Linked DNA regions of Mus musculus: regions 2 and 3 are each linked to region 1. A link is a loop called in an ENCODE intact Hi-C map of the cell type or tissue named here. Cell type or tissue: gastrocnemius. All regions are shown on one strand.

Evidence for each region. Hi-C counts contacts between places; a loop is a spot of excess contacts. Peaks named below come from ENCODE experiments on the same cell type or tissue, not always from the same donor. Only the 100,000 strongest peaks of a DNase experiment are listed, where the experiment ranks them.
Region 2: a loop joins it to region 1, with 2.2 times the contacts of the local background. A loop is called at or near these places in 4 of 42 quality-filtered maps.
Region 3: a loop joins it to region 1, with 3 times the contacts of the local background. A loop is called at or near these places in 5 of 42 quality-filtered maps.

What each region holds. Positions count from the first base shown.
Region 1 is chr3:88,696,412-88,704,411 of GRCm38, forward strand. Khdc4 (KH domain containing 4, pre-mRNA splicing factor) reads left to right here. Exons shown (of 14, transcript NM_028814.4): 7 at 154-365; 8 at 2,438-2,498; 9 at 3,540-3,597; 10 at 3,850-4,103. Among named protein-coding and RNA genes, the nearest start is that of Khdc4, 15 kb to the left of the region's middle. In gastrocnemius, no CTCF peak of the experiment used is centred here; a DNase peak (open chromatin) is centred at 4,015.
Region 2 is chr3:89,028,082-89,036,081 of GRCm38, forward strand. Ash1l (ASH1 like histone lysine methyltransferase) reads left to right here. Exons shown (of 27, transcript NM_138679.5): 7 at 5,178-5,251; 8 at 7,136-7,181; 9 at 7,292-7,400. Among named protein-coding and RNA genes, the nearest start is that of Gm24403, 17 kb to the right of the region's middle. In gastrocnemius, a CTCF peak has its summit at 3,024 (motif pointing right); no DNase peak of the experiment used is centred here.
Region 3 is chr3:89,061,920-89,069,919 of GRCm38, forward strand. Ash1l (ASH1 like histone lysine methyltransferase) reads left to right here. Exons shown (of 27, transcript NM_138679.5): 17 at 1,732-1,786; 18 at 1,867-1,999; 19 at 4,253-4,501; 20 at 5,236-5,322; 21 at 7,068-7,158. Among named protein-coding and RNA genes, the nearest start is that of Gm24403, 17 kb to the left of the region's middle. In gastrocnemius, no CTCF peak of the experiment used is centred here; no DNase peak of the experiment used is centred here.

The DNA of each region.
Region 1 (8,000 bases):
CAAATCTTGGAGATTATGGTAGAAATTTTCAAGGATCCATGTGGAAGTGTCCTAAGTGTGTAGAGGGTTTTGCTACTTTGTAGAATAATTTTTTTACAAGATTATTTCACATTGTTTTTCTCTTACTAATCAAAATACTCTGTTCCCTTACAGATGCATTATGTTCAAGATAAACTATTTGTGGGTCTAGAACATGCGGTGCCCACTTTTAATGTTAAAGAGAAAGTAGAAGGTCCAGGCTGCTCTTATTTGCAACACATTCAAATTGAAACTGGTGCCAAAGTCTTTCTACGAGGGAAAGGCTCAGGCTGCATTGAGCCAGCGTCAGGCCGAGAGGCTTTTGAACCCATGTATATTTATATCAGGTATGGCTAAAAGCAGAGGACATTGAAATCTGTCTTAGTAATTATAGGCTGGAATAGTTCATTGAAAAAAAAGTGAGAAAATATGTTAATAATGTGAAACCTGATGTGCTTAGCCTGTGATCCTTGCATGCAAATGTGGGACTGGAGAATCAGGGTTCCAAGGTCATTTATAGCTGGATTTCGCTACCTTGTGGGTTTTTCTTATTTCTACTCTTTATCTCCCCCCCCCCCTTATATCGCCTAACAGTAGATAGGAGAGAAACACAGGGAGAGAGAAGAGTTCTCTAAATCTAAAGTCTTTCCTTTTGTTTCTTTGGCACACTAGTAGCACACTAATCAACCTCTTCCTAAAGGACCAACAACCACCGCCCCCTGCCTGTCAGGGCTCTCGAATTTATTTACCCTCTGAAAAGTTCTCAGAGTTCTAAATCTCACAGTCACAGAAAATGTCGACAACTGGCAAAACCAAGCCTCTGCTAGAGCACGAGGCAAGTCAGTCAGTTGCTTCAGACTGTCCGAAGAAGCCCTGTATCCCCACACCTGGGATTAAACCAAAACACATTTTTATAATATTTCTGTGTTTTTTAAAGAGCCCATAATTCCAGAGTTGTCACTACAGTTGTCCTTGTGTTCATAATGATTATGAGGCCTGCATAGGTCTCTTGAGACTACCTGAAAAAAAAAAACAACCTAAAACCTACATGAGGAATTAAGAAACATAGGGAGGGTAATATGAGTTATAGGAGCTGGGGAGATGGTTTCCCAGCAGTGAGCATTTGCTATTATTTCAGAGGACATGAGTTGTATTTCCAACACTCAAATGGCATTAAACCAGTCTGTAACTCCAGACCCAGGCCATCCAACATCCACTTTTTCCCCCTTGGGCCCATTTAATACACAGTGGCAAAATACCTATGTACATAAAGTACAAATAAGGGGAAAGCATTTTAACAATGAAATTTTAAAGGCTGCATTAGAAGAGCTAGTTGTGGCTTTAGCATTCAAGTCTTTAGGTTGTTTTAGTCTATGATTATTAAGTGTGGTCCTGAGGTTTGAATCTAGGGATTCCATAAGTGAGGCAAGCACTCTTGCTGTTCTACCCCTCAGACCATGCCTATGACACTGATTTAAACCTGATGTTGCTGTGTTTGCTGGGGATGAAGGGGGTGGGGGTGGGGGAATAGTATTTTCAAGACAGGCTCTCTGGCTGGCCTCAAATTCAGAGATCCACCTGCATCTGTCTCCTGAGTGCTAGGCTAAAGGCATCTATCACCACACCTGGCTTATGGTATTTTGTTTGAGTTTTTGGACAGGGTCTCTTATAGACTATAGTGATCTTGAATTCATTGTGTAGTCCAGGGTGACCTTGAATTTCTGATCTTCTTGTCTCTACCCCCATGTGCTGAGATTACAAGTGGCACCAGCATTAGTTTCTCTCTACTTCCTCCTCTCTTTGTTTTATTTGTATGTGTTTAAATGTTTGCCACCACATATGTATGTAAACTGTGTGTGTATACTGTGTGTAGGAAGCGGCCAGAAGAGGACACTGAGTCACCTGTGACTGGAGTTAGGGGTGGTTTTAAGGTACCATCTAGGTGGTGGGAATCAAATCTTCCCCTGGAAGAGCAATAACTGCTCTTAATTGCTGAACCATTTCTCCAGTACTCCCATTGTCTCTTTATGTCAAAAGAAGCATTATCCAGAGAATTGGTGCTATGAAATATTTGTAGCAGTGGTATATTAGTTTTAACCTAAAAGACTTATGTTGCTAGTGGGGATTGGGTAGGGAATGACAAATCCCTTTTATCCTAGCAAATGGGGAGACAGGCAGGTGGATCTTTGTGTTTGAGGCCAGCCTAATTTACACATTTCTAGGATAGCCAGAGCTACATAGTGATTGATACCCTGTCTCAGCCACAAAAACAAAGCTGGCCTATCTTATGTTCCCATTTAAATGATTTCAGAGTGCTAGATTTGAACTGTAATGAATATACCAAAGTAAGTGTGTACATTAGCATAAAATAAGACTCTGACTTTGCTCTTTTGATTTTGTGGTTTATTCTTATTTGTAGTCATCCCAAACCTGAAGGCCTGGCTGCTGCCAAGAAGCTCTGCGAGAATCTCTTACAAACAGTGAGTTTGCTGGGGTTGAAACCAGGGTCTAGGTATACAGCCGTGTAATCTAGCAGTGACCTATAACTGGACTGGACTTTGACATGGCCTTTAAAAAGTAAATTAAGATATAGGCTGGGCAATGGTGGTACACGCCTTTAATCACAGCACTCCGGAGGCAGAGGCAGTCGGATCTCTGAGTTCGAAGCCAGCCTGGTCTACAGAATGAGTTCCAGGACAGCCAAGGCTACACAGAGAAAGCTTGTCTCAAAAACAAAACAAAGCAAAACAAAACAAAAAGATATGTTATAATTGTATTAGCTTCAGTGAGCTCTCTGCAACACATGATGTGAGAGAGTAGATCAACATTACATGCAGTAATGCTGACTGTGGCTAATTGCATATGAACTTGACATAATCTAGGGTCATCAGAGAGAGCAAGCCTCAGTTGAGAAAATGCCTCTCTAAGATTGGCTATAGGCAACCTTTAGTATATTTTCTATTATTATTACTAAATTATGTATATTCTGATCAAAGCTTCTCCCCTCCCCTCCCCTCCCTTCCCATGGATATCAGCCAGCCTTGGAATACCAAGTTTCAGGAACACTAGGGGCATCTACTACTGAGGCAGACAGTGGAGCCCAGATAGGGGAAAAGGGTCTAAAGGCAAGTAGTGTAGTCGGAGACAGACTGCTTTTCCTACATGAGGACCCAGCTGAACAAGTGATACACATATCCATCCATCCATGTGCTCTAGTTGGCAGTTCAGTCTCTGTGATGCATCCTGTAGGTTTCCTTGTAGTCTCTTTGGCCCCTTGCCTCCTTCCAGTCCTTCCCCTTTTCCACAGGATTCCCCAGCCTCGTCTTAATGTTGGGCTGTGGGTCTTGGAATGACTTTGTGCTCCAGATTGAGTAGTTTGGTTGTTTAGAATTGTGCTTCCTGCTGATGTGTAGAATTTACATACAGCTTAGTAGTCCCTTTAACTCATTGAATCAGGGTATCAGCAGAAATCTGTCACTTGGGACTGGTCTTTATTAACTGTGTTTTGCCCATTTTTCTAGGTTCATGCTGAGTATTCTAGATTTGTGAATCAAATTAATACTGCTGTACCATTACCAGGTGTGTATGGCTTGAAATGTTGATACTGATAATTACGTTACTGATAATTAAGGTACTGATAATTACGGTTAAGTGTGATCAGTGAGGCTAGACTACTTGTGCCAGGGAACTGGTGGTGGTCCTTTCAGCTTAGGGTAATTAGGAAAGCCATTCTTAACCGTGGTGTTTATCTTCCTAGGTGTTGTTTAATAATCAGGTAAAATGTTTCATTCTGCTGCAGCTGATTAAACGCTTTTTTTCTTCCCCCCTCAGGCTATACACAACCCTCTGCTATAAGTAGTATCCCTCCTCAACCACCATATTATCCATCCAATGGCTATCAGTCTGGTTACCCTGTTGTTCCCCCTCCTCAGCAGCCAGTTCAGCCTCCCTACGGAGTACCAAGCATAGTGCCACCAGCTGTTTCATTGGCACCTGGAGTCTTGCCAGCATTACCTACTGGGGTCCCACCTGTGCCAACACAGTATCCGATAACACAAGTGCAACCTCCAGCCAGCACTGGACAGGTAGGATGCCGGGATATGTAATATGCTATTGCTGAACTTAGGAAAAAACTGAGGGAAGGGTGCTTCCTAGACATTAGTCCTATTCTGTCTTTTTGCCCTGCTGCCTTCTGTGTCCTTATACTAACTCACTGAGGACATTGGGATAATATGTCCTCTCATTTCCACAGATTTTAATTGGTTTCACATGTCTTATCCCTAATTAGCTATATCAAGTGGGGACATTGGCAGACTTTCTATAAAGCACTCAATGACAAATGGTCTAGACTGTGGGGGTCTACAGCCTCTGTCATAGTACTCTTGTTGTTGTAAAAAAGCTGTAGAAAACACCTAATGAATGTGATTGTATTCTTTAATTATGATGTGAGTGGCAAGTTAGTGTTAGTTCCCTGTTCTTAGCTTTGTGGTCTAAGGTTCTCAAAGGCAAAGAGGACGGCATACAGCACACATCTCTTAGTCATTGGAACTGAACAGGTCTTCTCTTTTTAATGTATATTTGTGTGTATATGTATGTACACGTACACATATACATACATGTGTACATACATACATACACACACATGTATGCACCACATGTTTATCTGTGCTGTGGTAGGTATAAGAGGGGTCAGATCCCCTAAATATGGAGTTGATTTTAGTTGTAGTTTCTGGAAACTAAACATGGGGTCACTGAAAGAGCACCAAGTGCTCTGAACCATTGAGCCATCTCTAGCTCATGTTTATTTTTTATTATATGGATTGATGTGCGTATGTATGCCACCATGTAGGTGAGGAGGTCACAGAACAATGTACAAGAGTAGAAGTGGGTTCTTTCTCTCCTTCAGTCATATGAGCTCCAGACCAAGTTCCAGAGTCAAACTTAGGTCATCAGATGTGGTGACAAGTGCCTTTCCCCCTGGGGACACTTTATGATTTTGTTATTTGAAGTGTTCTTATATAATCCATGCTGACCTTAAATGCCTGAAATTCCTGTCTTCACCTCCCACGTGCTAGAATGACACATCTGACACTGCTCAGCTCTGAGCGCTCTATTCTCAGCAGTAAACATTTCAGGGACTGTCAAGTACCTATCAATGAAGTATGAAGACTTAAGTTTGCACCCAAATTTAAAAAAAATCTGGATGTAGGACTGGGCATGGTAGTCCATACCTTTAGTCCCAGCACTTGTAGCAAAGGCTACATAGTGAAACTCTGCCTCAAAAATTAAAAAATTAAAAAAAAAAAAAAGTAAATCTGGGTGTGGTGGCATGTGTTTATGGTATTAATGGTGGAAGACAGAGACAGGTTGATCCTGGGCCCTCTCGACAGTTTAGCTTGATTTGGGAGTTTCAGGTTAGCAAGAGACTGCATGCCAAAAAACACTACAAAAACCAAAACAAAACCAAACAGCTCGAGGCATGAGAGATGGCTTTCAGTTCTTGCAGAGGACCTGGTGTTGGTTCCCAGACCCATATTAATTAGGCTTCCACAGCCTCCTGTAATTCCAGTTCCAGGGTATTGTCAACCTCTTCTGATCTGTGTATCGGGCTCAAGGGTAGGATTTCCTATGTGCATACAGGATGCTGTAGGAGCTGTGACTATCCTGGGACTTTTTTTTTTTTTTTGTAGACCAAGTTGGTCTTAAACTCACGGAGATCAGTCTACTTCTGCCTCTGAGTCCTGGATTTAAAGCTTTGAGTGTGCCACTCCAAACAGTTGTAGAGTGCAGTCTGCAGAAACCAGGATTGTTAAACAAGCAGGCTTTCCTCTTCAGTGGGAGGAATATGCATGTTGCCTGTTTTCTATCCAGAAGGCTGTGAATGAAAGTGTTACTACCTAATACCTAATGCTATTTGATGGAGCCAGTCTTCACTTGAACCCCCCAAATCCTGAGCAATGCTCTTGAGTCAGTAGAACCCAAAGCTTTATTGTGATAATTGCCATCTGGAAATTTTTCTTCAAAGATTGATTGTGTTTAAATTTGTGACTTGTTGTAGACTGTTAAAGATAGTTAAGGCATGCAAGGTAAGAGACCTTACAAATGCTCAAACGTTTCACTGTGCTCAGAACTATGCTTACAGCCATCAAAATATAGCTGTTTTACTTTGACTTCTACAATCATGAGCTTAATTAAAAGCAAGAAACGAAGTCAGGGACAGTTAAGAGATGGTCCTCAAAAATCCTCAGAAATAATGTTTCATGTGACATTTTAACTGTTTATGGTTAATGCAAACTAACTATAGCTTTGTCAGTTGAACAGCACCAGCCTTAACAAAATGAGAAATTTTATATTTATTACTAAGATTTTATTTTTAAAATTCATATTTTTAGGAAATAAAATCTTTAATGATAAAAATGTAAATAGGCTTAAGATGAAAATTTTAAAAAAGAGTAAATTAAAATCTAAAAGTAATACATTTCTCAAATTCCTTTGGAGGCCAAAGGGGGTAAGCATTCAGTAGAAATTTTATTATTTGAACATTTTCTCCTAAAATAACTTTTTAGTACAGGCTAAAATCTGTTACACCAACCATGTAAGCTTTCCAACAAATTCTTCCTCCATGAAACTGTTAGGCCTTGACATTTTTTACACTTTTATTTCATTTACCCTATCATCTGGATATATACTTTAATGCTTGCATAGAAAGCTCAATCATTTTCTCCTTAAGGACCTATGATTATTTCTCAGGTACTTCTAAAAAACCTGTCACCTAGTAAAAAGATCTTTTTGAGCTCAAAATTAAAATGTCCTTAATTTTGAAACTCTCGAGTTTAGGGGCAGGGGAATTGAAGACAGGGTTTCTCTGTGTAGCCTGAGCTGTCCTGGAGTTCACTTTGTAGACCAGGCTGGCCTCGAACTCAGAGATCCCTGTACATATACCTCCCAAATGCTGGAATTAAATGCATTCACCACCACTGCCCAGTAAAAATCCCAGATCTTAATTTAATAAAGCCAGAAGTTTAAATCTTTAAAAATGAATGACCATTGTTAATGCTTTATGTTTTTCACTTTCGTCCTGGCCCTTCATCTGCCTGATAGATGATCAGATTCTGGTGAGGGAGGTGATCAGTAGACTTCAGCAAAGCCTCTTTGTTACAGCCACTCTGCTGTATAGTGTACCGGCATTATTTTAGTCCAAGCTTCTAGTGCATAATTAGTAATAAATGGATATTAGCTTGACATCTGAAACTATCTATGGCTGTCTATGTCCAGGATTTTTTTCTATTATCAGGTATATAGAAATTTGAATTAAGATTTACTAAAGTTGGGCTGGAGAAATGGCTCAGTGGTTAAGGGCACTGACTACTCTTCCAGAGGTCCTGAGTTCAATCACCAGCAACCACATGGTGGCTCACAGCCATATGTAATAGAATCTGATGCCCTCTTCTGGTACAGTGTATTCATAAATAAAAAGAAAATAATTTTAAAAAATTACTAAAGCCATACACAATGCCTTTATCTACGCATATTGGTGGGCTCCTATAAAGATATCAATATGTCATATAGGGAATTGTACGTTTTCCTTCTATGACTCATTACAACTAAAAATGATAATGGTCCAACTTGTACTAGCAAATAAATGATTTAATAAGCTTACAGTTGGGTGGTGGTGTGACACACTTTTAATCCCAGTGCTTGGGAGGCAGTGGCAGGCAGATCTCCAGTATGAGCGCAGCCTGGTCTACACAGTAAGTTCCAGGACAGGCAAGGCAACACAGAGAAACCTGTCTCCAGAAAACAGGAAGAAGTTTTTATAAAGTATTACTCAGTTTACTGAAATCATCTTACAGTCTACAGGATAAAGCTATTATTGAATACCATGAATACTTAATTGGCAAATTTTTAAATATTAAAAAGGTGTATGTGGCTGCACCCATGTATATCCCCACATACTGTGCTATATTTCATTATGCTAAGTT
Region 2 (8,000 bases), 330 kb after region 1:
ATCCCAGTACTTGGGAGGCAGAGGCAGGCAGATTTCTGAGTTCGAGGCTAGCCTGGTCTACAGAGTGAGTTCCAGGACAGCCAGGGCTATACAGAGAAACCCTGTCTTGAAAAAAAAAAAAAACCTAAAAAATAAAAATAAATAAATAAAAGTCAGTTTCTAGTCAGGAATGGCGCATGCCTTTTATTCTAGCTGTTGGGAAGAAGAGGCAAGTGGGTATCTGTGAAGTCAAAGCCAGCGAGTGCTATATAGTGTAACTTCATCTCAAAAAAGAAAAGAATAAAGTCAGTTTCTTTACCTATGAATTAAAAAAAAAAAAACAGTTTACATATTTCCAACATTAACAGCACATTCCTGTTTTAAGAGGAAAGAATTTAAGCATAACAAGGAACAATCAAACAAGCAAATAAAATCTAGCAGAGTAAAAACTAAGTCTTATAACTCCTTATCTGTCATTTGGGGCTCATGGGCAGAGCCAACTCCTCATCTTTACTATAGCACCTATTGGGATTCTTTTCTAGACTAGCTCCGTTCCATGCCCACTCCTCTGCATACTGAATATTCCATGGTCCAGGTATTTCCAATTTTCCTGGAACCTCCATTTCAATTTAGGCTTTGCCTTCACAGCTTGAAGCACTGGCCCTCCAGTGCCCCCTTGCAAGAATGCCAACCCTACTGCACATTCCCTGGCCACAGCTACTCTCTGAAATCACACAGAAAACTCCATGACTCCTTAAGTCTTTCTTACTTTCTTACCAGCAAATTGACAACAGTGCATAAGTCTTCTAGCTACTTGACATCTCGCCTGGCCCCCTTGTGCCAGCTTTTGTCAGCTTTTATGTGCCATCCTTAGGTACCTGCTTTTTGTTTAAGTTTGGTTGTTGTTGTTATTATTATGTCTGAGAATTTTTTTCTACACTTGTCTGTGCACTCAGTGAATGACCTATAAAGGCCAGAAGATGTCAGATTTCCCTAGTACTAAGGCAGCTACAGATGATTGTGAGCTACCATGTGATTGCTGAGAATCGAACTAGGGTCTTCTGCCAGTGGTCTCAACCACTAAGACATCAGTTTTTTGCTGCATTTCAACATATATATGTCCTGTGGGTGCGGGCATGCATGTGTGTGCTGTGTATGTTTGTGTGAAGGAAGTTCATCCTACAGCATGTATATGGAGGTCAAAGGATAACTTTGTCAAGTTGGTTATCTCTTTCCACATTTATATTAGCTCCAGGGATCAAACTCTGGTCATCGAGTTTACACAACAAGTACTTAGACCTATATAAGCCATCTTACCTGCTCTGGGCCAATGCTTTGGAGGAGGACAAGGAATTCCTTCAGCAGTTGTCTGTTTCATTGTAGGCAGCCTTCCTTCAAATGAGCTCGCATCTTCTCAAGATGTAGCCTCTGGGCAGGTGCATTTTACCCTCAGGACACCTCCTGTTGTCCCAGTGCAACTGCACAGCTTCCCACAGTGGTGCCATACTCTGGACCAATTGTAGTTGCTTGAGAAACACCAGCCTGAATTCCCTCCTGTCTTGAAATTTCCTCTGCCAAGCAGTTTATTCTACTATTTAACTCAACTTTTTCAGATTCTCAGATTAGAAAGAATTAAGGCAGATTCTTGACGGAACATTACATAAATGGTCCTTTTCTTATGGATTCCTTGATCCACTCTTAAACCTTATGAACTAGGCCTCTACTTAAAACTTTCTCTCAGTATTCTGTCTTCAAAGTTCCCACCTGAATAAGTAAACTCTGCTCCAGCATGCCAGGGCTCGTCTACAGTCCAGCCAGATAGTAGTTCTAATGTCTGAGAACCACACCATCGGGGATATCACAGTAGCTGCCCCTCTCAAGTACCAGGGTTTTTGTGGTTTTGATTTTTTGTTTTGTTGTTTTTCACTGAGTTTCAAAAGTGATTGGTTGGCCATTTCTGGCTCTTTAACTGTTCATAGTTTCCCCTTACTTTCCTTTTCCCTCCACAGCAGCAGTTTGCAACTTCTGGGTCTCAGCTCATTTGAGGGTCACATATCAGATATTCCACATATCAGATATTTATGTTATGAGCCATAATAGTAGCAAAATTATAGTTAAGAAGTAGCAATGAAACAATTTTATAGTTGGGGTCACCACAACATGAGAAACTGTATTACAGGTCTCAGCATCAGGAAGTGTGAGAACCACTGCTCTACAGTCTATAACAGTAGTAATATCTACTGTATTCGGCCCTGCAAAGAAGTCTACAGTACCTTTTATTGCAACGTATAGGTAATCCTTTCAAATGAACGATATCCTTATTTACTATAGTGAAGATTTGACCTACAAGCTCTTCACGAGGACAATCACATCTCCGTTTTTTACTTTTAATTATTTACTTATATTCTGTGTATGCCTATGTGGGTTTATGTGAGCCACTTGTATAAGGTGCCTGTGGAAATCAAAGATTATCAGATCTCCTGAAACTTATAGAAGATTTTATAACACCTGATAATGGTGCTTGGAGCCAAACCTGCATCTTCTGGAAGAACAATAAGTGTTCTTAACTGCTGAGCCATCTTTATCTCCCAAACAGTGATAGTCTATGACCATTGTTTTTCCTTTGTTTTGAGGTAGGGACTCACACTGCAGTTCTGGTTGTCCTGGAATTCAGTAGGAATCTGACTGCCTCTGCCTCCGAAGAGCTGAGATTAAAAGGCTTGTGTACCACAACCATTGCTAATTTAAGATACTTCCCCTCACCTCTAGTCCTTGAACATCTAGGGCTTCACTGTCTGACTCCATTTCAGCTGAGCCATCACTGCTCTGCTTTCCATCTCATTCTGAGAGCAATTGTACTCTGTTCTGGCTACTGAAGGCTTTGCCACCTGCGTAAACGTTGAACACTTGTTGCAAGCGCAAGAATTCAGTCCTCAAGCTTGGTGAGGTAGCCATCATCTAGTTCATAGCCTAATTTTTTTTAACTTGATTTATTTAAAATATGAATGCTCTGCTGCATATACATCCTCAGGCCAGAAGAGGGCATCAGATCCCATTATGGATGGTTGTGAGCCACCATGTGGTTGCTGGGAATTAAACTCAGGACCTCTGGAAGAGTAGTTAGTGCTCTTAACCGCTGAGCCATCTCTCCAGCCCAGTACATTTCTTTAGATTCTTGGAAGCAAATCATTGGAGCGCAGTCAGAGCTCTTGACTGCTGAGCCCCTCATCTCCTAATTTTTAATGGCTCAGTTCATACTCAGTTGTGGTGAAAGGTCTTTCATGTAGGTAATTTTAGCACTGACAGTCACACAGACCTTTTTTTTTTTTCTCAGTTGTCATCATTGCATGCATTAGACAAAGAGGAATGTGAGTATTGCTAGGAATGCCTCGAGTCAGTCCTGGTATCTTGATCCTAGGAAAATGTTAGATGGGACCTGTGATCAGAGTTCTGGTTTGAAGGTCAATTGGCATACATGTGAATGAATCCTTACCTATAAGGAAAAACTTTTTCTTAAAGAAGTTCAAAACCTTTCTGTTTAATCTTTGTATTTTCTAGAGAAAACATGTATTGCAGGCAAAAAATAGAATAAACTGTTCTCATAAAAAGTTTGTTCTCTGTGTCTCAAAAAAAAAAAAAAAAAAAAAAAAAAAAACAGACAAACAAAAGAGTAATACCACGCATGGTGGCTCTTGCCCTTAATCCCAGCAGTGTATGCGGTTCAAAGCCAACCTGGTCTACATAGTAAGTTCCTGTACAGTCAGGAATACATACAGGAACAAGACTCAGTTCCCTTCTCTAAGGATCAGTCTAGACTATTACATTTGTTTTCTTTCAGTATTAAGAGTCTGCAGAAGCTGGGTGGTGGTGGTGGTAGTGCACATCTTTAATCCCAGCACTCAGGAGGTAGAGGCATAAAGATCTCTGTGAGTTTCAGGACAGCCAGGACTACACAAGAGGAACTCTGTCTCCAAAAGAAAAAAAGAGAGAGAAAGGAAGGAAAAAAAAGAAGTGAAAAAAGAAAATAATAGTTCAAGGTGCAGGAAAATGTTACTAGCATCTTAAATCTATTTATATATACTTTTTCCCTACCTTGAGTAGCCTGGCCTCAAACTCAAGGAGCTCTGCCTGCCCCTGCCTCTGCCTCCTCAGTGCTGTGACTAAAGTGGGGTGTTTGTGTCTATATGTGAGTATATTACGTGTTCAGCAGCCAGAAAGGGATGTCAGATTCTCTGAAGCTGGAGTTACATATAATTGTATGGGTGCTCAGATCCAAGTTCAGGAGCTTTAGAGACTAGTATGCAGTCTTAAGCCTGAGCCCTTTCTTCATATATATAATATGTCAGAGGCCATCGTTCAGGAGCTGCTTCTCCTTCCACCATGAATTTGAGATCCAGGCTCAAGGTATTTTACCTGCTGAGCCATTTCATGGGTGACATGTATTCTTCAGTTATGTAAATTCAAGTATGCCCCTTTTCTTTTGTTTATTTTTTATTATTTAATTTTGTATGTGGGAATATATGTTTCACAGTGCTGCATGAAAGCAAAAGAGCAATCGTAGAAGTTCAGTTTCTTTCTTCCAGCATGTTTGCTCCAGGGATAGAATTCAGTTAGTCAAGCTTGATAGCAGATAACTTTTTATCCATGAGCCAGCCTGGGTTTCTGTACCCTTCCCCCTTTAGTATTTTTAGATTTTTGTTGTTGTTACGTGTATGAGTGTATTTTTTTTAAAGACTTATTTATTTATTATATGTAAGTACATCATAGCTGTCTTCAGACATTCCAGAAGACGGTGTCAGAGCTCATTACAGATGGTTGTGAGCCACCATGTGGTTGCTTGGGATTTAAGCTCAAGACCTTCGGAAGAGCAGTCGGTGCTCTTAACTGCTGAGCCATCTCTCCAGCCCCGTGTATGAGTGTATTACCTACATGAATTTATGTGCATTCTGGTGTACCTACTGCCTGCAGAGGTCAGAAGAGGGCATCAGGTCCCTCTGACAGATGCCCTGTCCTCCACAAGAGCAGCAAGAGCTCTTGACCCCTGACCTTCTCGTCAGCCCTTAGCCCCTTTGTAGCATTTATCTGATTTTTTTAGAGGTGATAAGTTTAAAATATATTTTGTGTGTGACTATTTGCTCTCTTTGTATGGACTGCGTATCAGAGTAGTTGTTGAAATTGACAGTGTCTTTTAATTTCAGGAAAGTATCTCAGACAGAAGAGAATTGACTTCCAGCTTCCCTATGATATTCTCTGGCAGTGGAAACACAATCAGGTACAAAGGGTTTTACCAGGTTTTCTTTTTAAATGATAAGGGTTAGGGAATAGGAAGGAAAAGTTTGTTTCCTCTGGTTCCATGTGATGAAATCTTAGAATATATTGGGAACCGTCCTTATAAAAGGTTAGAGACTAAGAAAAATGAATTTGTGTACATATTTAATGTGCAAAGCCTTTATTCACACTTCAGAATTACCGTAAGTTCCTGTTTCAATGGGCAACCTTTTGTTCTTATTGCTTTGGTAGCAAAGAGTTTGCGCTATAAGAATTCTATTTCGGGGCTGGTGAGATAGATGGCTCAGTGGGTAAGAGCACCCGACTGCTCTTCCAAAGGTCTGAAGTTCAAATCCCAGCAACCACATGGTGGCTCACATACACCCGTAATGAGATCTGATGCCCTCTTCTGGTGCGTCTGAAGACAGCTACAGTGTACTTACATGTAATAAATAAGCAAATAAATAAATAAATAAATAAATAAATAAATAAATAAATAAAAGTGTTTGTGCACCAAAAAGAAAAAGAATTCTATTTCATGCAGGTCTTAGGAGAATGTAGATGAACTGCCAACAACACTTAAAAAAGAATCCTCAGGCCTTAAATTTAGTTAAAGGTTCAAGGCCCTATTTTTACAACAACCATAGGGGGATAGGAGTATTCATACCAATGAAATAAATAGCAGATTTTTCAGCTTAGCTAAAATACTGTCAAAGTTATCCTTGGGTGTAGTGGTGACAGCTCCTCATGCAGTCAGGAGGCAGAGGCAGAGGTTTCTGTGAGCTCCAGGCCAACTAGAGCTACATAGCCTCCAAACAAAAGTTAACGCTGGAAAACCAAAGCCAGTTCAGTCTCCTCTGCCTCCTCTTCTCTGATGGTCTCTGAATTCTTAAAGAGTATTAATACGGGGGGAGGGGAAGGGGTATAGAGATGAAATATAAAAGAGTGGATTATTGTATCTCCTTTTAGACTAGAAAGCAACAACAAGTCTCAAATGTAGAGAGAATCTCTTGTGTACTGTATGGAAGTGTCACCTGTCAATAAAAAGCTGATGGCCCATTAGCTGAGGCAGGAAATAGAGGGTGGGACAGAGAGAGAGAAGAATCTGGAAAAGAATCAAGATGGAGAGATTCATCCCTGACTGTGAGGAAGACAGGCACACGAAACTGTGACAGCCGAGAGGCCAGTTTACTCTTCCTATCTTCATACAATTGCTTATAAACAAACGTTACATGTGTTTGGGGTTACAGGGTTTTGTGCTTTGGGGGAGGGGTCATGCTGAGGCTTGAGCATGCATGCTGCCTTTACGTTACCTGTGCTTCCAACCCCTTCCCTTGTCATAGGAGCAAATAGAATCTTAAGTTATGCAAGTGAATAATAGCTTTGGTCTTCAGAGTGCTTTTTTAGATTGTTATCCAGCAACAAAAGAAAAAAATTGAAAGTGCATTGCTGTAAGTCAGATGTTCTTAAACACACCTGTAATCCCATCACTCGGGAAGGGACACATAAGAGCCAAAAGTTTACATACAAAACGTCAGGTAATCCAAGGCTGGAGATGGTGGCTCAAAAGATTATGTCACTTTTTGTAAACCAGTTAGTACTTATTAATTCTAATTCTCTGTCACCCTTTATTTATGAGGATGAAATAAAAAAGATCACTCTGTATTTTCCTCAGTCATAGTCAGGTCAGAAAATCTCAGAAGTATTTACTGTGTGGCTTACATTAAGCTCACAGTGACCTCCTACCCAAGGGTTATAGAGGGGGCCATTATACCCAGCAGCCTGCAGATATTGTTGTATGAACAGAAGACATTTCCTGTATTTCTAGGAATTGATGCCACACTGTCATTTGAAGCAAAATGCTTTATCAATATTTTTTTTCTTCTAGCTATACAAAAAGCCAGATGTCCCCCTGTATAAAAAAATCCGTTCAAGTGAGTAACTTAGATGTTTTTTCCACCTTCAAAACATCAATGTTCCTCCTGTCTTGACACTTGAAAGCTAATTCTGTATGTTCAAAAACTTTTATTTTCTATCTTCTAAGATGTCTATGTTGATGTCAAACCACTTTCTGGTTATGAGGCTACCACCTGTAATTGTAAGAAGCCAGATGACGACACCAGGAAGGGCTGTGGGGATGACTGCCTAAATAGGTACTGTAACTGACTTCTCTAAAGCTACATTCTGAGGACTGTGTATGTGTTCAATATGACCTTTCCCTCCTCTCCATAGAGTACACTGATACTAGCAGACTGAAAACAGTGTCAGAAAGAATCTTGTGTACCTAAATTTAAAATCTTCTTACTATTGAAGAGACGTAGGAATGGTCAATTTTGTGCTACCTTCCCCTGGGGGAAGTTTCCGAGGATGATATGAGATGTTGTAACCTACTAATATGCAAAATATTTTCTGTTTATTTTGTTAGTTGATTTTTGTTTACTTTCTTGAGACATGATTGCTCTGTGTGGCAGCCCTGGTTGTGCTGGAACTTTCTTTGTAGACTAGGCTGGCCTGAAACTTGTGAGATCTGCCTGACTCTACCTCCCAAGTTCAGGGATAAAAGGTGCCACCATCACATGGTTAACAAGCAAGGTGTTAAGTGCCTTCCTAGCTTTCAACATTTGATAGGGACAGTCCAAAGGAAAGGCACTCTATCCAAGGAAAGCTATGCTAAGAAACTATTAGCATGTGTAAGCATACACATGGTCAGTGGTCACTGATGCTGTGACAGGGTAAGAATATCATCAGAAGCA
Region 3 (8,000 bases), 370 kb after region 1:
TAGTGACAGGGTCTCAGTGTGTCTCTGGAAGGTGGAGCTTCCCTTTCTCCCACGCCCAGTTGGTCTGACTCACATGGAGGGAGCTACTCTCAGGTCACTGCTTTCCGTCACTGCACAGGACACCATCAGAAATGAGATCGCAAATGAGAAAAGTCCCTCACTGAATGCTATGTGTATCAACATAACTGAATGAAAAAAATTAAATTCTAGAAAATATTTACTAAATTACTTCTTATTTGGAATTCAGTCAAATCCACACCAACAGAAATATCAATTACAAACAATTATGAGAGGCTGTGGATGTGGAAATCTTTTTGTTGTAAAAAGATTTATCATCCCAGTGCACGTAGGTGGTGCACTTTCATGCCCATCAAAACAAATAAATATTTAAAATAAAGAAATGCTGGAGAGATGGCTCATTGGTTAAGAGCACTCACTGTCTGTTCTTCAGAGGAACCAGGTTCAATTCCCACCACCCACATAGCACTGTCTGTAATTCCAGTTGCATGGGATCTGCAACCTCACACAGATAAATATGAAAGCAAAACACCAGTACATACAAATTAAAGAAGATTTGTCACCCTATAACAGGATTAGTACAAGAATGAGAAACTCAAATTTCTCTTTGCTTGCATAGTCCTTTAAAGCTAGCAGGCATATGAGCAGAAGCAAGAATGTTCCCTAAATACCCTAGCTATTTCAATAGTTACAGCTCACATTCTTCATGAGAAACTATTTTTATTTACTATCACTGTGTTATATTTTAAATATGCACTATATCCGTCATAATCCTCAATTTTTAAATTATTGTTTGTTATTGGGGGTTAGGTTTTTGACTGTCAAGCCTCAGAATAGTTACTTTTCCCCACTCCAAGTTTCAGTGTGGAGTTTTCTAGTTTTTTTAGTTCAAAGACCTTTAGGATCTAGAACAATGGCTTAGTATTATTAAGAGTACTGTGTGTTCCTATAGAGAATACAGGTTGAATCCCCAGCCTGTATGATGGCTCACAGCTGCCAGTGATTGGCATTCAGTTATCTGGTCCTCTCTGGTCTCTAGAGGCACCATGCACACGTGTGGTACACAAACGTACATACAGCTAAAACACCCATACACATAAAATGTTATTTTTCAAGTACACTGTGCTGCTGGGGAGGTGACTGAATGGTGCAGAACACTGGCTGTCTTTGACAAGACTCAGGTTCAATTCCCAGCACCCACATGGCATTGCATCACACATGTGGAGCACCGCATATATGTGCGGACATGAAGCTAGGCAAACACTCATTTACATAAAAATAATTAGTATCTCCACAAAGAAAAGAGAGGGTGTTCATAGGCTGGAGCCGCCCACTGCATGTACAGGCTCTCAGTTCTATCCCCAGCACCCCTTTAAAAAAGGATTTTTTTTTTCTTCTTTGAAACAGTGTAAGCCAGCCAAACTGTCAACATCGTCAGCCTCTGGAGTTCTGGGATTACAGGCAGGGACCATCACGGTTAGCCAAGAAAAATAAAAGTTTAATAAAAGAATGCAAGCAAGCTGTGCTGGTAGACAGTAAGTCCAGGTACCCTTTTCACCATGTGCTGTAGAGCAGCTAAACTACAGAGCACACCCTCCATCTCAAGTGATAGCAAGAGAGAGAGAGAGGGAGAGAGACAGACAGACAGACATTGAGACTGAGGTTCCCCCTTGTCTTTTAAACACGTGTACTAAACCTTGTGTTCTTCTGCAGATTCTTCCCAGCAAACCCTTGCAGCTCCACTTTTGAATCTTCCCCCAAAGAAAAAGTACGTGTACTTTTCTGACAGCCTTGTAGAGCTCAGAAAAGAAGCCAGTGCACCAACTAACGGCTTGCTCTGTGTTCCAGAAATGCTGACTATTATGAGAAGATCTCTGACCCCCTGGATCTCAGCACCATAGAGAAGCAGATCCTCATTGGGTATTACAAAACAGTGGAGGCTTTCGATGCTGACATGCTTAAGGTCTTTCGGAATGCTGAGGTATTTACTCACTTAATATACAAATGTAAGAAATCTGCTCGGATGAGATTTATTTTATCTACTCTTGGGAAAGGCAGTAATTTTCTTTTCATTACTACATTTGTTTATTTGGTTTAATTGTGTACGTTGTGTAGTGTTGAGTTTAGCTACACCACTTTGTGCTCCCAGCGGGTCACACTCCCAGCCACCTGCCAGAGCCCTCTGGATTCGAGAATGAAACACACACACGCACACACACACACAACCACACATCAATTAAATTTGACTTACTGTGACTACCTCAAATGCTGGGCACTCTTAAACCTTCGGCCAGCAAATGCAAATGCTCCCCTCCGGTATTTCTGAGACTCCTGAACCTTCCCCTGCTACCTTAGGCCCAGTCACAGAAGTGGCCAGTGACTACTTACCAGAATTCTCACATGGCTGGTTGGCTCCTGCAGCTCCTCCTTCTCCCCCAGTCATAGCAATTGACCTTCCTCACTTCTAGTTCCTAGGCCACACAAATCCAAAGGTCCTGCCTCAGTCTACCTGCCCAACCATTGGCCATTGGCTCTTTATTGATTGATGATAAACCAATTGGAGACAAGGACCTTTGGTGTTTAGACACACAGATTCCCGATTTTGGGGGCTGGATTAATTCAAAGCTAAATTAGAGCACATCCGTAGCAATGTTGTATGTATATATATATATATACATGTCATAACATGCATGTGAAGGCCTAAGTTCTGTCCTCCTGGCTTATGGGTCCCTAGGGTCAAAGTCAGGTTGTCAGAATTAGCAGCAAGTACCTTTACTTGGTGAGCCATCTCATCAGCCTGACAGTAATTTTATTTTTTCTATCAGTGTATATAATCAAAAATATTCTGGGGGGAAAAAAAGTCAGGCATGGTGGTACACGCCTTTAATCTCAGCACTTGGGAGGCAGAGACAGGCGAATTTCTGAGTTTGAGGCCAGCCTGGTCTACAGAGTGAGTTCCAGGACAGCCAGAGCTACACAGAGAAACCCTATCTCAAAAAACCAAAAATAAATAAATAAATAAATAAATAAATAAATAAAATTATTCTGACCAAGTATAGTGGTATATATCTTTAATTTCAGCACTTGGGAGACAGATGTAGATAGGATGAGTTCAAAGGCAGCCTGGTCTACATAGAGTTCCTTCCATTGAACCCATCTTGGACGAGTGGCAGGTGGTTTCTCGGTTAGCAAGATAGCTCTTCAGGTAAAAGTTCTTACTATGCAATTCTAGCAACCTGAATTTATTCCCAGAGCTCACAGTGTAATAATGTTGGAAGAGGGGATTTTACTCTGCTAGGTCATTATCTGACCTCTGTATGCATGCCATGGCATGTATATGCCCACATGGCAATAATAATTTTTTAATCAAAAATTCGTTCAGTCAGTAAAAGTACTCAGTATTGTACAAGCATGATGACGTAAGTTATCTCAAAACATGTATGAAATTACCAGGTAAGGCCGGATGTAGAGTCACACATCTTTAATCTCAGTCCATGCACCAGCACAAAACATTCTGCAGTGGATGATTGAGTCATTTCTCAGAAACAGTATAATCTTTGTAAACCCCTAATTTTGCCCTGAACTTTTATATTATGTAAATATTTTACCAATGTATTGTGTGTCTGGCATTGCTTTGTTCATGAAAATAAGTATATATGAAGCCAAGCTTAGTGAGTCATTCCTGAAATCACTTAAGCCTGAAGCAAGAAGGTAAGGTCAAGTTTTAGCCCATACCAGACTGTATAAGAAGACCCTGCCTCCAAAAACAAGCCTAGAGTATTACTGTGTAGTAACCAGGAAAGGAAATGCTCTGGTGTAAAGAGAGGCTGAAAGACAGAATAAGAAAGGGTCTTAAAGAGGTAAGAGATTACTGAGTGGCGATCTTGAATTACAGCATAGTTTCTGTTAACCCAGCTCCCACAGACATTTACTATGTGCTCCAAGCATTTGCAAGACAAAGGTAAATGGAAAATTTCTACAACACATTATGCTTGCAACATTAATTAAAATTTAATGATCACTGTGTATTTGATCTTATGGGATAGTAAGGCTCTTGACAGAATATCAATAACAAAGCAATAGAGAAAAACGAAACATATAAATTCTAATTTTAATTCATTATAGTTCAATTTGTTAGCCAAAATGGAATAATAAAGAAAATCATGCTGCCTCTGCAGGTTTATTTTTAAACCAAAAGGAGAAAAGCAAAAATGATTTCTTTTGTTTTCTTCAGAAGTACTATGGGCGTAAATCCCCAATTGGGAGAGATGTTTGCCGCTTACGAAAGGCCTATTACAGCGCCCGGCATGAAGCTTCGGCTCAGATCGATGAGATTGTGGGAGAAACGGCCAGTGAGGCCGACAGCAGCGAGACCTCAGTCTCCGAGAAGGAGAGCGGGCACGAGAAGGATGATGATGTTATCCGCTGCATCTGCGGCCTCTATAAAGATGAAGGCCTCATGATCCAGTGTGACAAGTGCATGGTGAGTGCCAGGGCGCGGCGCAGGGGCTTAGGCCAGCGTCTGTTTGTCCTCTACTGTTCACCATACTGCCTTCCTCCTCCTTTATCTTCCATTTGCAACAACTTCCTTTCCTCTTCCTTCTGCCCACTTTAACTACGTTTCTCACAAAAGCTGCACATAGAAGGGTAGCATTTGACCTTGTGCTTTCCCTTGAAGTCATGAAGTGGCACACGGTGTAACGCATGGAAGCAGGCAGGTTCAGTGCATATAAGTTTGTCCACAGAGGGCTCCTACTGCAAGACTCGGCCTGAACTCAGTGTGTAGTGTCCTCCATTCCTGTACGCTTGTTGTTTGGTATGATAATGGAGCTGTGAACAGTATGTCTGGTTATTGAGAGGATAACGCCAAGTAAACCCAAGAGGCAATCTTTACGGGAATAAAGACAGTCCCAGTGGCTGCAGCATAAATAGTGTTACATCACAAGTGATAATTTAGTAGTATATTCATCTTCATTTTTCCTCCTCACCTCCCATTTTGTTTGTCCAGATCTATATATTAAAATTGATTTTTATAATTATATTCAAACATTGTGTTTTCCTCTTATTTTTCTCATTTATTTCTAATTCAGTCATAACCTTCTGGTATAATTCCTCTTTTACCTTGCCCTGTCTGCTGCTTTATTGATATCACCAGTATTATTAGTTCTCAGGACTTGTCTAAGTGTAAGTGCCTTGTCAAGTGTGCCTGTCTCATAGGTGTGGCAGCACTGCGACTGCATGGGTGTGAACACGGATGTGGAGCACTACCTTTGTGAGCAGTGTGACCCTCGGCCTGTGGACAGGGTAAGCTGAACCATAGTTAAGAAATAAAATACTTCAGATCCATGAAAGAAATAGTACTGTATAGAGCCAGGCAGTAGTGGCACATACCTTAATCTCAGCACTCTGAAGACAGGCAGGCTGATCCCTGAGGTGAAGGCTAGCCTGGTCTTCAGAGCTAGTTCCAAGATAGCAGGGCCTACTACACAGAGAAACCATCTGGAGGGTGGAGGGGTAGAAGGTGGAGGTGGTTACTATATAAAATTGAGATTCATTTTGTTTTATTCTATTTTTGAAGTAGAAGCTCACAGTGTAGCCCAGACTAGCTCCAAATTCACCATCTTCTTTCCTTAACCTCTCAGTGGTAGAGATAGAGTTCTAAGTGCCATTTCTATCAGGTAGTGTTTTGTTGAAAACAACCCTTGTGGGCTAGAGAGATGGCTCAGCGGTTAAGAGCACTGACTGCTCTTCCAAAGGTCCTGAGTTCAAATCCCAGCATCTACATGGTGGCTCACAACTATCTTTAATGAGATCTGACACCCTCTTCTAGTGTATCTGAAGACAGCTACAGTGTACTTACATATAATAAATAAATAAATCTTTGAAAGGAAGGAAGAAGAGAAAAGAAAAAGAAAAGAAAAAACAACAACCTTTGCCCTCAGTCTTACTTACTGAAGTAAGAGTCAGTGACTTGACCAAGTTGGGTGGGTTCTTAGCGAGGTCCTGCTGTATTTGTGTATATGATCTTAGGCTGCTAGATTGGCTCTGTGGTTAAAAGCTCTTGCTACTAAGCCTCTCAACTTGAGTCCAATCCCAGATCCACAAGGTAGAAAGAGAGAACTGCTATTGTCCTCTGACTCCACGCGTGTGCCATGCCAAGCAAGTGCCCTCACACACATGCATGTACAGAAACAGTAAGTGTGTATGTATGATCTTGATTAAGTCACCCCCATAACATAAAGGATTTAGGCAACATTTCTTTTTTTTGTTTTGGTGGGGGGAGGTTTTGTTTGTTTTTGGGGGGTTTTTTTGTTTGTTTGTTCATTTTGTTTTGTTTTCTTTTTTGGTTTTTTTTTTTTTTGGTTTTTTTTTGTTGTTGTTGTTTTTTCAAAACAGGGTTTCTCTGTGTGGCCCTGGCTATTCTGGAACTTACTCTGTAGACCAGGCTGGCCTCAAACTCAGAAATCTGCCTGCCTCTGCCTCCCGAGTGCTGGGATTAAAGGTGTGCGCCACCAGTACCCATCCTTTTTTTGGTTTTTCGAGACAGGGTTTCTCTGTGTAGCCCTGGCTGTCCTGAAGCACACTCTGTAGACCAGGCTGGCCTCAAACTCAGAAACCTGTCTTAGGCAGCATTTCTTAACCATAGTGATGTTGTCATATTACACTGGAAAATTTACTGTGAGGGATGCACTTTAGAGTTTGGCTTCCCTGGCCTTGAACAGTACACACCTGTTCCAGGTGGGCTCCAGACAAAACTGTCATGAGAAGTCCCCATTGCACACATTTTCAGATGCTGCTGAGATTTCACAACAGTCTCAGAACTAATGCATCATAGAGCATCGTCTCAGACACTGGACTTGTCAGCCTTGTCATCTACTTTAATTTCTCTGCATTTAAAGACTAGAGGTTTCCATCTTTTTTATACATGTATGGTATAAAAAATGACTTTTTAAAGTATTGGATCGGAAATTTTAATTCTTTTCCTCTCTTGGATTGAGATCATTAGGCCAAATGTAATACTTTCCCCATTGACTTTCTGCTCTTATCAGGAGGTACCCATGATCCCTAGGCCCCACTATGCCCAGCCCGGCTGTGTCTACTTCATCTGTTTACTCCGAGATGACTTGCTGCTTCGTCAGGGTAAGGAAAAGGGCTCAAACTCCTCCCGCATCCCGTCCCCCCACCCCCCCCCATTTCGTGTGCGTGCTTGTGTGTGTGTGTGTGCGCGCGCGCGCGCGTGCGTGTGTGCACTTTGCATGCTTAGGATTGCCTGCCTGGGCTTGTGGAAGGATCTGTTGTTTACTTCGGCAAGGGAAGGTTACTGTAGGCTATAACCCTGAGCACATGACTCTACCCCACTTCTAGCAACCATTGTCAGTAGCTCTTCAGTAATGGTTGGGCCTTATGAGTCCCTTCCTTTGATTTGATAGCTTTCGTTTGGGAGGAGGGAGAAGGTGTTATTGTTGTTGGTTGTATCTTGTTATTACTGGGTTTTGGTATTTCAGACTTTAGCTCAGGCCAGGCCTCAAACTCCCAGGTGTCCTCCTGCCCCAACCTCCCAAGTTCTGGAATGAGAGGCATCAGCTCCTCTGCCTGACTTACACTAGTTTCCTGTTACTTACTTTCTGTTTGCTGGGATGCTGATTGATCCAAAGCTTCAAGTATGTAGGTCGAGTAACCTAGAACTGAGCTGTACCCAAAGTCCTTATAGTAGCGTTAAACCTAGTTGGCCAGGTATAGTGGCACAATATCATTAATCCCATCTGGAGGCAGAGAAGGGTAGATCTCTGAATTTGAGGTTAGCCTGGTCTACTTAGTGAGTTCCAGGCCAGCCATAGCTACATAGTAAGACCTGTCTCAAAGGCAAGATAAAAAATATATATATACTGATAAACCTAGTTAAAAGACACAGAAAGTACAAAAAAATAAAGAGATCATCTATAATTCTCAGTGTAGAATTAAAAATAGTTGTCCTTTGATCC